2 separate regions of the Homo sapiens genome follow, and region 1 is linked to region 2. A link is an interaction called in ENCODE POLR2A ChIA-PET data of the cell type or tissue named here. Cell type or tissue: GM12878. All regions are shown on one strand. Links, peaks and the distances in the headings refer to the core of each region. The heading gives the core; the rest is flanking DNA. Region 1 has its middle 830 kb from the start of LINC01950. Region 2 overlaps FBXL17 (F-box and leucine rich repeat protein 17).

Region 1 (5,390 bases), core at 316-5,315, 2.0 Mb after region 2:
GTACTTAAAGTAATTTGTATTTTATTGCTCTTAAGAAAAGTTTTAGATTTTGAGAATAAAATGAATGTCCTGATTTTCTAGGCATAGTTTATGTTAAAACATAAAAACATACAAACATATAAACAGAGTTGCACATTTGTATTGCAATAAGATTTTACTGTATCTATCACCTCAGACAATTTCTAGAGAAATAATTAGGTATAATTTTTCTCATTAATTAATGAAATTTTTTTTTCTCATTCAAATGCAAAGTAACCAAATAATTTACATAGATTGATCTATTTAAGTCTCATGAGCAGGTAATATACTTATTTCTATATTACAGATGAGGAAATTGATAATAAAAATTATTAAATTGCAGTCCAGGGGTCATACAACTGGTATGAGGACACAATTCATGTTTGTAAGCCACCATATAATTCAATAAGAATAGTATCAAAAATATTATCACCCAGTTAATAGCTAATAAAGGATTTTTTTAAATTATGATTAGAGAAAAGGTCTCACTTTGTTGCTCAGATTGGAGGAGAGTGGCATGATCATAGCTCATTGTAACCTTGAACTCCTGGACTCAAGGGATCCTCCCACATCAGCCTCCTCAATAGTTAGGACTATAGGTGTGCACCATCACGTTGGCTAATTAAAAAAAAAAAAATTGTAAAGACAGGATCTTGTTATGTGGCCCAGGCTAGTCTCAAATTCCTGTTCTCAAAAGGATTATTATATAGCTAATCCTCCTAATACATGTACATATCAATAATAAATTCCCAGTTGACACAGAATAATTATGTAGTTAATCTCCCTAACAAATGTTTATGTAAATCATAAATATTGGGAAGGTATTCAATCACAGTAAATTATAGAAGCCATCACAAATCTGTCTGTGGTGAGCTTGCATTAATTTGCTTGAGGTGGAAATGTTAGTAAATAATAGGTTAACATAACAATAATAACAGTGTTTATTAACAGTAAGACCAAAGTAATTTCCTGCTTCTGTAGGCTGTGATACAAGAGGCAAGCCAAGAAAAATTACATTAGAAACTTATTTGAAATTAATGTTGTTCTTGTGTTGGATGAAGAAAGAATAGAAGGCTTGGCCGGGTATGGTGACTCATGCCTGTAATTCCAGCACTTTGGGAGGCTGAAGCGAGAGGATCACAAGGTGAGGAGATCGAGACCATCCTGGTCAACATGGTGAAACCCCGTCTCTACTAAAAATACCAAAAAGTGGCTGGGTGCGGTGGCTCATGCCTGTAATTTCAGCACTTTGGGAAACTAAGGTGGGTGGATCACAAGGTCAGGAAATCGAGATTATCCTGGCCAACATGGTGAAACCCCGTCTCTACTAAAAATACAAAAAAGTGGTCAGGAGCAGTGGCTCACACCTGTAATCCCAGCACTTTGGGAGGCCGAGGCGGGCAGATCACGAGGTCAGGGGTTTGAGACCAGTCTGGCCAACATAGTGAAGCCCCATCTATACTAAAAATACAAAAAATTAGCCAGGTGTGTTGGTGTTCGCCTGTAATCCCAGCTACTTGGGAGGCTGCAGCAGGAGAATCACATGAACCCAGGAGGCGCAGGTTGCAGTGAGCCGAGATTGGGCCATTGCACACCAGCCTGGGTGACAGTGTGAGACTCCATCTCAAAAAAAACCAAAAAAACAAAAAAGTTAGCTGGGCATGGTGGCACGTACCTGTAGTACCACCTATTCGGGAGGCTGAGGCAGGAGAATCACTTGAACCTGGGAGGCGGAGGTTGCAGTAAGCCGAGATCAAGTCACTGCACTCCAGCCTGGCAAAAGATGAAACTCTGTCTAAAAAAAAAAAAAAAAAAAAAAAAGAAGGCTCATCTTCCTCTTCTCATGATAATCTTAGAAAGCAAATATTCTCCCCTAGAAAAGAAAGAAAAGGTGGCTTTATCTAATAGAAATGAGACTCTGTTTCTCACAAGACATGCTGGGTGATTATGTATTCTTAATCCTCTCAATATAAGTATCCTGGTATGCCACAAATATGAAAAACATTTTCAGAGTGGAAGTAATTTAGCTTCATCTTCTTTCTTGCAAATATCTTATAGATTGTAAAAGAAGGCATTTCTTCTTAGAATTTAGCAAAGTTGCCATATTCATTTTCAACAAGAATATTAACTGCCATTGAAGCTTGAAACACAAACATTTCATTGTTAAAAAGTTTTCTTAGAAAACTGACAGCTATAAAACGGTAAGAGAAAAAGAACATTTAATAACAAGATTATATAATCATCTCAAAATCTTCAGCAATATTTCAGTCTTTTGCTATTTACCATCAGATTTGTATATTTTACATTGCTTCAACGAATGACACTCAGTAAATTTCTCTGCAAGAAATTTCTTTTCAGTAATTTACATTTGACATTTAAAACTATCATTATACTTCTCACCATTGATGCATATTACAAATTCCTCTATTTTATTTACTGTAGTTTCATGCATAAGAGAATACACTGTTAAATTTAAAATATCAAGTTTACAATTCTTCCATCTCTTCGGGTGACCTATTTGAAGCAAAACTCAAAACTGTTAACCATGTGTGATACATAAATTTGATGAGAATACTTTTCAGTTAAGTTATGATGGCACGAGAGGTTTCAATTTAACATTTCAAAATATTTGCAGTCTTTCCTAAAGCTCTGGTTTCATTTGAGACATAGTTTTGGTTCTCGTTTCAGATGAGAAATTTAGTAATTATCTTAGTCTGCTGAGGTAAATTTTTTGAATGCAATTTGGGTCAGCTTATGCTAAAAATTGCCTCCGGAAATGGACCCCTAAAAACAATAACTCAAATAACAACAGAAAGTGTTTGTTTGTTTGTTTGTTTGTTTGAGACACAGTCTCATTCTGTTTCCCAGGATGTGGTGCAGTGGTGAGATTTTGACTCACTGCAACCTCCACCTCCTGGGCTCAAGTGATCCTCCCACCTCAGCCTCTGTAGCTCAGACCACAGGTGCAGGCCACTGTGCCTGGCTAAATTTTGTGTTTTTTATAGAGATGAGGTTTTGCCATGTTGATCAGGCTGGTCTCAAACTCCTGGGCTCAAGGAATCCACCTGTCTCAGCCTACTAAATTGCTGGGATTACAGATGTGAGCCACTGAACCCCACCAGGTGTTTGATATTAATGGCTGGTGACAGTCATTCGTAAAGGATCTTATATAGAGAAAACGGAATAAAAGGACTATACAATAAATTATCTCTCATATTTTGGTAGGCTCTTTTTGGTCAATTTATAATAAATTTTACATAGTAAATATTCTATCAGTATTTGCAAAATTAAAGTAACATTATCTAATCTGTAACTTCCCCAAGCCAAAAAAAAAAAAAGTGGTGACTGCAGTTTCTAAATTACATAAAGGACTTATTTCATTAGATCAGATGTGATCAAAGTCTTGAGATATGCTTAGCATTTGAGGATACTTTGCTAGTCATTCAGACTGTTTTCTTTCTCTTAGGTGAGCTTGATCAATACTGAAGATCACTCCTGTAGATTGATCCTGTGGATTGCTTGAGGAGCAATCTAGTAGATCCCTTATGCAAGGAACTGACTAAATTTTAACAAAAGATTGATGGATCCAATAATAATTGAAAACAGTATTAGACTGTATTAATAGAATTATATGGTGGCAATAGTTGATTTTTGTCTAACCAAATAAATGAGTCGTTTCAAGATATATGTCTAATCACTATAGATAAAAGGAAATAATATATTCTTTTCAAATATGGTTTCTAAAATAACATGAAACATTGATTACAGTAACAAGAAAGCAATGTAATATTTGGAATAATACTAACAAAAGCAAAATATGAGAGTACATTTCATTATTTTTACTTTATATAAGAGCTTTAAATCCAAGGACAAGCCATGTTAGCAAAGAACATGATTAAAATATTTTAAACAAAAAATGCAAACATCTCAGAAGCACGTTGAGTTTTCATTAGTTTTTCCAAAATTCTTATGCTTGAGTGTTACTTTTTTTACCTTAAACTGTAAACGATGTTAATTAATTCAATAAAAAGGAGATTCTAGACTTCATGACATTTGAAAAATTTTGAAATTTACATGTGCATATGAATATATATGTGGCTATCATAACTTTTTTTGTATATTCCTGGTATTTTTGAACTTTTTCTGTGTTTAAGTACCTTCTCTTAACACAGGAAATTTATAGCTTTACAAATATTCCTTTTAGCATGCCACGGTTTTGATGGAAAGCTATGTTAAATGATTGCAGAATATTTATTGTAACTAGAATTAAGTTGTGATCTTAGATAAAATTTTGATGCTTTTGCAAATATTCAAGAACAGAAATTAATCTATATTTAGAAATTAAACCAAGGTAACTAAAGCTAATTTAATATTCTGGTAATTTAAGGAAAATAACAATGAAAAGTAAACAAGGTCTGTTCATAAATTTTTAATGATTCACAATATTTGTCTTTTTGTGAGAAAGGTCATCTTTTTCAAGGTTTCCTTGTAAAACATATGACTAGGATAGCATATTATAAATCTATTAACAGACCTATAATCCACATCTCCTTTATGATACAAAGTGTTTTGGAAAATAAAACTAATGGTTCTCATAGGTTATGAAGTCAAATAACTGAATAAGATTTGGAATGGGAAAATAATTCACAGTCATATCATCATAACTACATTAATTTTGCCAGAGATAATATCTTGTACTTGTTTTGAATATAAAGCAAACTCCACAAAAAAAAAATGAGACAGAGCAAAATGCTTTTAAAGTATTTATGATGAAATTGAACATTTACTACAGAGTAAATCTTTCCTTTTTATAAGCGTCCACATATTTCAGAAAATTTCAGTTTTTGGAATTTGAAGTCCAAACTGATCACAGCTCTATTTTTCTTAATCTAGTCTGTATTAACAGACCTAAACTTTCCATAAATTATCTGTATTCTCAGCATAGTAAATACTCTTGTGCAACACATACACACACACACACACACAAAAAACAATTTAGAAGTCAGTTTTTTAAATGTCTTGAGAAAGGCATTATTACAACTTAAATACCTTAATATCAATGCAAAATAATACCTACAAGCTGTTCAGGAAATAAAATACTTATTTTGAAGAAAACTTGAAGAAAAAATTCTAATCTCTTATTTCATTTTTATTCTGTTTTAATCATATCTAAAAATAACAGTGGAGTTTTAAGCCTCAATATTTGTTCTCAAAGGACATTCATTAAATATACTAGTCAAGTAAGATTTCTTGCTTCTATCTGAAAGTGTATAACATTAAAGCATCAACAACTTCTGACAAGAAATTGTGAAAAATATATCAAATAGGTTACATATGTATAGTACACATTACACATATTTGAAATATCATGT
Region 2 (5,390 bases), core at 339-5,338:
TGGTCTAGAACTCCTGACCTCAAGCAATCCTCTCACCATCTCTGCCTCCCAAAGTGCTGGGACTACAGGCATGAGCCACCGTGCCTGGCCCATGTTTTACACTTTTGATGAAAGGTCATCCAAATTGTATTATGCCAATTTCATCTAAACACAGTAGTTTCCATTGACTGTAAGAGTGGGGAGAGAGGAGATAGCAAAGGAGAGACAGAGAAAGACGTTGTTGCCTCAACTTTTATTTTTTCTGCTTCGAGTTTATGCTGGATGTTGGGAAAACTCTGAGTTCTTGCTGCTTGCTATGTTCTGAATGTTGTTGTCCTGCCAAAAGTCACAAGTTGAAGTTGAATAACCACTGTAATAGTATTAAGAGGTAGAGACTTTTGGGAAGTGATTAAAGTGATGAGGGCAGAGTGCCCTTTTAAAAGAAGTTGAAGTGAATGCCCCTGTCCCCTTCCACCATGTGAGGATGCAACAGCAAGGCACCTTCTATGAAGCAGAGAGAGAACCTTCATCAGATGTTGAATCTGCTAGTTCCTTGATCTTGGACTTCTCAGCCTCCAGAACTGTGAGAAATAAGTTTCTATTTCTTTTGAATTACCCAGTCTAAGGTATTTTGCTATAACAGCAGGAACAGACTAAGACACTGCTCTTCTGGCTGTGCTAGATAAGGTTTCACGATCCCTTTTTGCTGAAACCTGTCTGGGGGGTCCCTAGCCTGTGATTTGAGTGTCCCCACCCCCAGGATACAGCTTCTCTGAATGTTTCTCTCCTCCTCTGTGTGGAGATAGTTTAGATAGTTTTTGACATGTGAGAAATGACTGACTCTCCAGGAGTCTTCTAGATCTTTGGGTGATGGCATAAGTTATATAGCTTTAGTCCTTAATGCTTAAAAGCCTGTTTGTTATAACTCAAAAGACTGGGTAGGGTTTATAAAACTCAAAGAAAGATTTGATTCTTATTTTCTCAGGATCACTTCTCTGAGGTTGTGAGGTAGACTTTCGTGGCCATTTTGACTGGGGGAAGAGGATATGGCATTCCAAGAACTGAGCTGGGAGTGTGAAACCCCTGTTAGTATATCCTGCTATAGTGATAGTGAAAGAGAAAGTACCACTAGAATTACCATGGAGCCCATGAATCAAATTAATCCTCGTTCGAATATGGGGATTTGTGCTTCATTTTTTTTTTTTGTACCAAAGTGGTGAAAATTAATATACATTCTAAGATCCTGGTTCAGTTTTGGTGATGAGTCTTTTTTTTTTTTTGAGACGAAGTCTTGCTATGTCGCCCAGGCTGGAGTGCAGTGGTGCCATCTCGGCTCACTGCAAGCTCTGCCTCTCGGATTCACGCCATTCTCCTGCATCAGCCTCCCGAGTAGCTGGGACTGCAGGTGCCCGCTATCACGCCCAGCTAATTTTTTTGTATTTTTAGTAGAGATTTTTAGTAGAGACAGGATTTCACTGTGTTAGCCAGGATGGTTTCGATCTCCTGACCTCGTGATCCGCCCGCCTCGGCCTCCCAAAGTGCTGGGATTAAAGGCGTGAGCCACTGCACCCGGCCTGATGAGTCTTAATATCTTATGATCACTGCCGTCTTGTGCATTTCTCTCTCAGTGTCGGTACTGATTATCTCTACATTGTAATGAATTATTATTATTATTATTATTATTATTATTGTTTAGGCAACCGAAAATTTAGTGCTATATTTTGTAAGAAAAATGGTTCCTTTGCTGCCCTTTAAAAATGTCCTTTGGGAACTGACCTAGCCACTTAAAGTTCTGATTTCAAATAACTCTTCAAAACTGACCTCACTGTTGTTTAGAATAATTCTCACTATCTGATAAGTCATTTTCTTTATTTGTAGAACTGGGACTAAAAATGTAACCTGTTTCATATCCCTGACTTCCCCATAGTAAACATTGTAAGACACTTCTTAACATTTCTGCGTTAGTAAATGAAAGTAAGTGGGAGAAGGAAGGAAATTGGCTAGTTAGTATTGCTTAATGAGGGAAATTATTAAGTAAGCTGGTTTAGTGGGGAGATAAAATGGAAGATGTCTTTACCTATCTGGTGTTGGATTTTATGAACTTTAGAGTTCTGTCTGATTCTAGCAGTTCTGAGAGAGAAGAAATCTGTGATGCTCTTGTGTTCAGGGAATACAGTTCTGCTTGTTACCATGTGATCTCTACTCATTTACTTTTATTAAGTTCATTGTTTTATTTCTGATGTATTTTTCCTACAAGTACTTCCTTACTTGTAATGACAGAAGTAGAAAATTATCTGACCAGTAAACTTCATGTATGCTTTTTTAATCTAAATTATATTCCTCAATCCATCATTGGCAAGTGTTATAAACTAGAGTATATCAAAGTATATGGAAAATTTGATCCTAATTTACTATTATCTTAAAAATTTTTGTGAAACTGATAGTGAAGCAACTGCTTTCTCTACTTAATGCCATTTTTTCTTGGTTCTAGCAGGTTTTGATTGAAAATGCATAATCCTAAAACAATGTGTTTAAAATGTTATTATGCTTCTCTATCACATTTGCATTTTTAAATATAGAAAAGTTAGCAAAATTATCAGTCTGTAAGTCTAACTAAATTACTTGAATATTAAACGTGTTTATTTTCAATTTATATGGAGATTCAGAGTCATGAGCTCTATTTTACTGGTTCCTCCAGGTAAAATAGGCCAACTAAAAGATTTTGTCAGTTTCATTCCTATTATGATTTAATTTAGTTGGAGAATTTCAGTAGATTATATGTGTTAAAGAAGTTTCTGATAAGAAAAAGTATGCAAAATCTATTAGACATACTGTATGAGGAATGTTTATGAAATAGTTTAAAATATCGACAGTAGAGAATTACTAGGTACAGTTTTTTGCCTACAGCAGTTGACTATCAAATGATTACAAATGTTGGAACACGTGGTATATCTTTGAAAGAAAAATCTGCAGAAGTCGGTTTCTACCCTTGGCAAGTAGCCAAATCCATGTATTATGGCATTTTAATATAATTTTGTTTTTATATCAGATTTTTAAATATTTTTAGCTGTGGGAAATTGCTTTCTCCAGTTGACACATGATTAAATGAGGGCTTTTTCATGTTAGAAATAATTCCAGTGTATTTATTTTGGTCCATGAGAATACCTAAATTCGGCCCAAATAATTTACCGTTTATCATATCATTTTGGGTTCATATAGAATTGGTTTTTTCAGCAACTTTTAAGAATCACTTTCCCTAATAGCATGAGTATTAACTCCTTGAGAGCATTAGAATGTGACCTGGAAGGAAACAGTCTTCTCCTTGGTTTGAGAAATGGTTCAAATAGAAAACCTCTTTTTAAGTTAAGATTCTTTTTAAGTTGGTCTAAGTGTGTTAGAAATACCAAAGAATTATGGAACCAAAGTTTCCAGGGATATCACCCTTCCTTTGTTCTGCCATCATCATATAAATGTGAGTTGCTATTGTATTTTTTAAAAGCTGCAGATAAGGAGATGCTATGATAGCTCTCTATAATTTTTCAGTTATAAGTTTTTTCCATTAGGTTAAGTTTTTTGAGTTTTGTTTTGTTTTTTAAATCAAAATCTCTACCAGCTTACTGGGACATAGACTAAGAAATTAAAGAATGTGAGTTGTGTTTTCCTTGCCAAAATGGAGTCTTTTCTCAAATTTACATGGAGCCAAATTGCAGACACATCCACAGACAGGATGAGTATCAGTCTAAGAATGCAGTCTTGGGTCCTTTTTTTTTTTTTTTTTTTTTTTTCCCATGAAAACAAGCAAGTTCACAAGTATGAAGAATATAGAAGCACCTTTACCTCAGCTAAGGGGCTCAAGGAAGGTTTATTGGATGTGACTTTCTTGGAGCTATCTGGGCTTCAAAATATACTTAAATATTCATATGCATAAAAGAAGGTGGGGGAATTTTAGCTGCAGATGTTGGTAAAGCAGAAGAGAGAAGAGAGCAAGGTAGAATCAGAAGACTGAGTGTTCCATTGTGACCAAACATCTGTTGTAGAAAATCTGGTCATGAAGAGATACCTTGGGTTACACTTCATGTTCTTTATAAAATACTACAGCAGATGAATAAATACATTAATAGCATGTTATTTGTATATGTGTGTGTGTGTGTGTGTGTGTGTGTGAGAATGCTGTTCTTCTGGTAAAACTTGTTAATTGTCTATGTTCATTTATTGAAGAATGTGTTTAGTATCTGAATAATTTTGCATGGTGGGATCTGTAATGTTATATTTTCTCCTTTAAGCATTGAAATTCATCATGTAAGGCAGTGGTCCCCAACCTTTTTGGCACCAGGGACTGGTTTTGTGGAAGACAGTTCTTCCGTGGACTCGGGGTCGGGGAGCGGTTGGTTTCAGAATGGAACCGTTTCACCTTAGATCATCAGGTGTTAAGTTCTTATAAGGGGCATGCAACCTAGATCCCTCACTTGAGCAGTTCATAACAGGGTTCATGCTCCTGTGAGAATCTTTTATTATTATTATTATTATTATTATACTTTATGTTCTGGGGTACATGTGCAGAACGTGCAGGTTTGTTACATAGGTATAAACATGCCATGGTGGTTTGCTGCACCCATCAACCCGTCATCTACATTAGGTATTCATCCTAATGCTATCCGTCCACTGTAAGAATCTTATGCCCCTGCTGCTGCTGCTGATCTGACGGGAGGCTTAGCTCAGGTCATAATACTTGGTTGCCCACTGCTTACCTCCTGCTGAGTAGCCTGGTTCCTAATATGTTGGGGACTCCTTGTGTAAGGACTTTTTTACAGTTTAAAAGAAATCTGTCTAACTTCTCATCAACATTTCTTCCCCTACGGTTTTCCTTATTCCCAATTGGTTTTCAAATGCAATGATAAGTATTACTAATTAATATTATTTATGTAGGCTCTAGGCGAAAAAATCAGTTAGCAAATTGATATTTGTTTATAAACAACATTTTTGGGCAGAGGTGCTCTTGTGAATGCCAGAGCACTGCTGCTTTGAGTTGATTTAAGAAAATAAATAGTAAGGAGCATCTAGAAATTCAAGTCCAACTGATTTACCATTTACTCTATTATTTTGGGTCTGTACAGATTTAGCTCATTAAACACCTTTTAAGAATCTCTTTTTGCTAAAAGTAGATGGAGAAAAAAGTACCAAAACAGTCTTTGAAAAAAATTACTATTTGCAAAAAAGATTACAGAAGAAGCAAAACACTGAATTCAAAATAATTATAATTTGAGTGGAGCCTCTTATAGTTTCTGAAGTACCAGTGCAAAATGATAGGAATAGAGAGAGAATATTTTAAGTGTAGACAAATTAATGCCAATCAAAGTGAGTTAGAATGTGTTTGTGTTTTTTGTTTATATATGCTTATCTTCTTATTCTGC

Evidence for each region. ChIA-PET counts read pairs that join two places held together with the same protein. Peaks named below come from ENCODE experiments on the same cell type or tissue, not always from the same donor. Only the 100,000 strongest peaks of a DNase experiment are listed, where the experiment ranks them.
Region 1: POLR2A ChIA-PET joins it to region 2 with 5 read pairs; 2 of 35 experiments call an interaction of 5 or more read pairs at or near these places.

Annotation. Positions count from the first base shown.
Region 1 is chr5:106,183,282-106,188,671 of GRCh38, reverse strand. No RefSeq gene overlaps it. Among named protein-coding and RNA genes, the nearest start is that of LINC01950, 830 kb to the left of the region's middle. In GM12878, for the core only: no CTCF peak of the experiment used is centred there; a DNase peak (open chromatin) is centred at 2,711.
Region 2 is chr5:108,142,101-108,147,490 of GRCh38, reverse strand. The region is part of intron 6 of FBXL17 (F-box and leucine rich repeat protein 17); the gene reads left to right. Among named protein-coding and RNA genes, the nearest start is that of FBXL17, 240 kb to the left of the region's middle. In GM12878, for the core only: no CTCF peak of the experiment used is centred there; no DNase peak of the experiment used is centred there.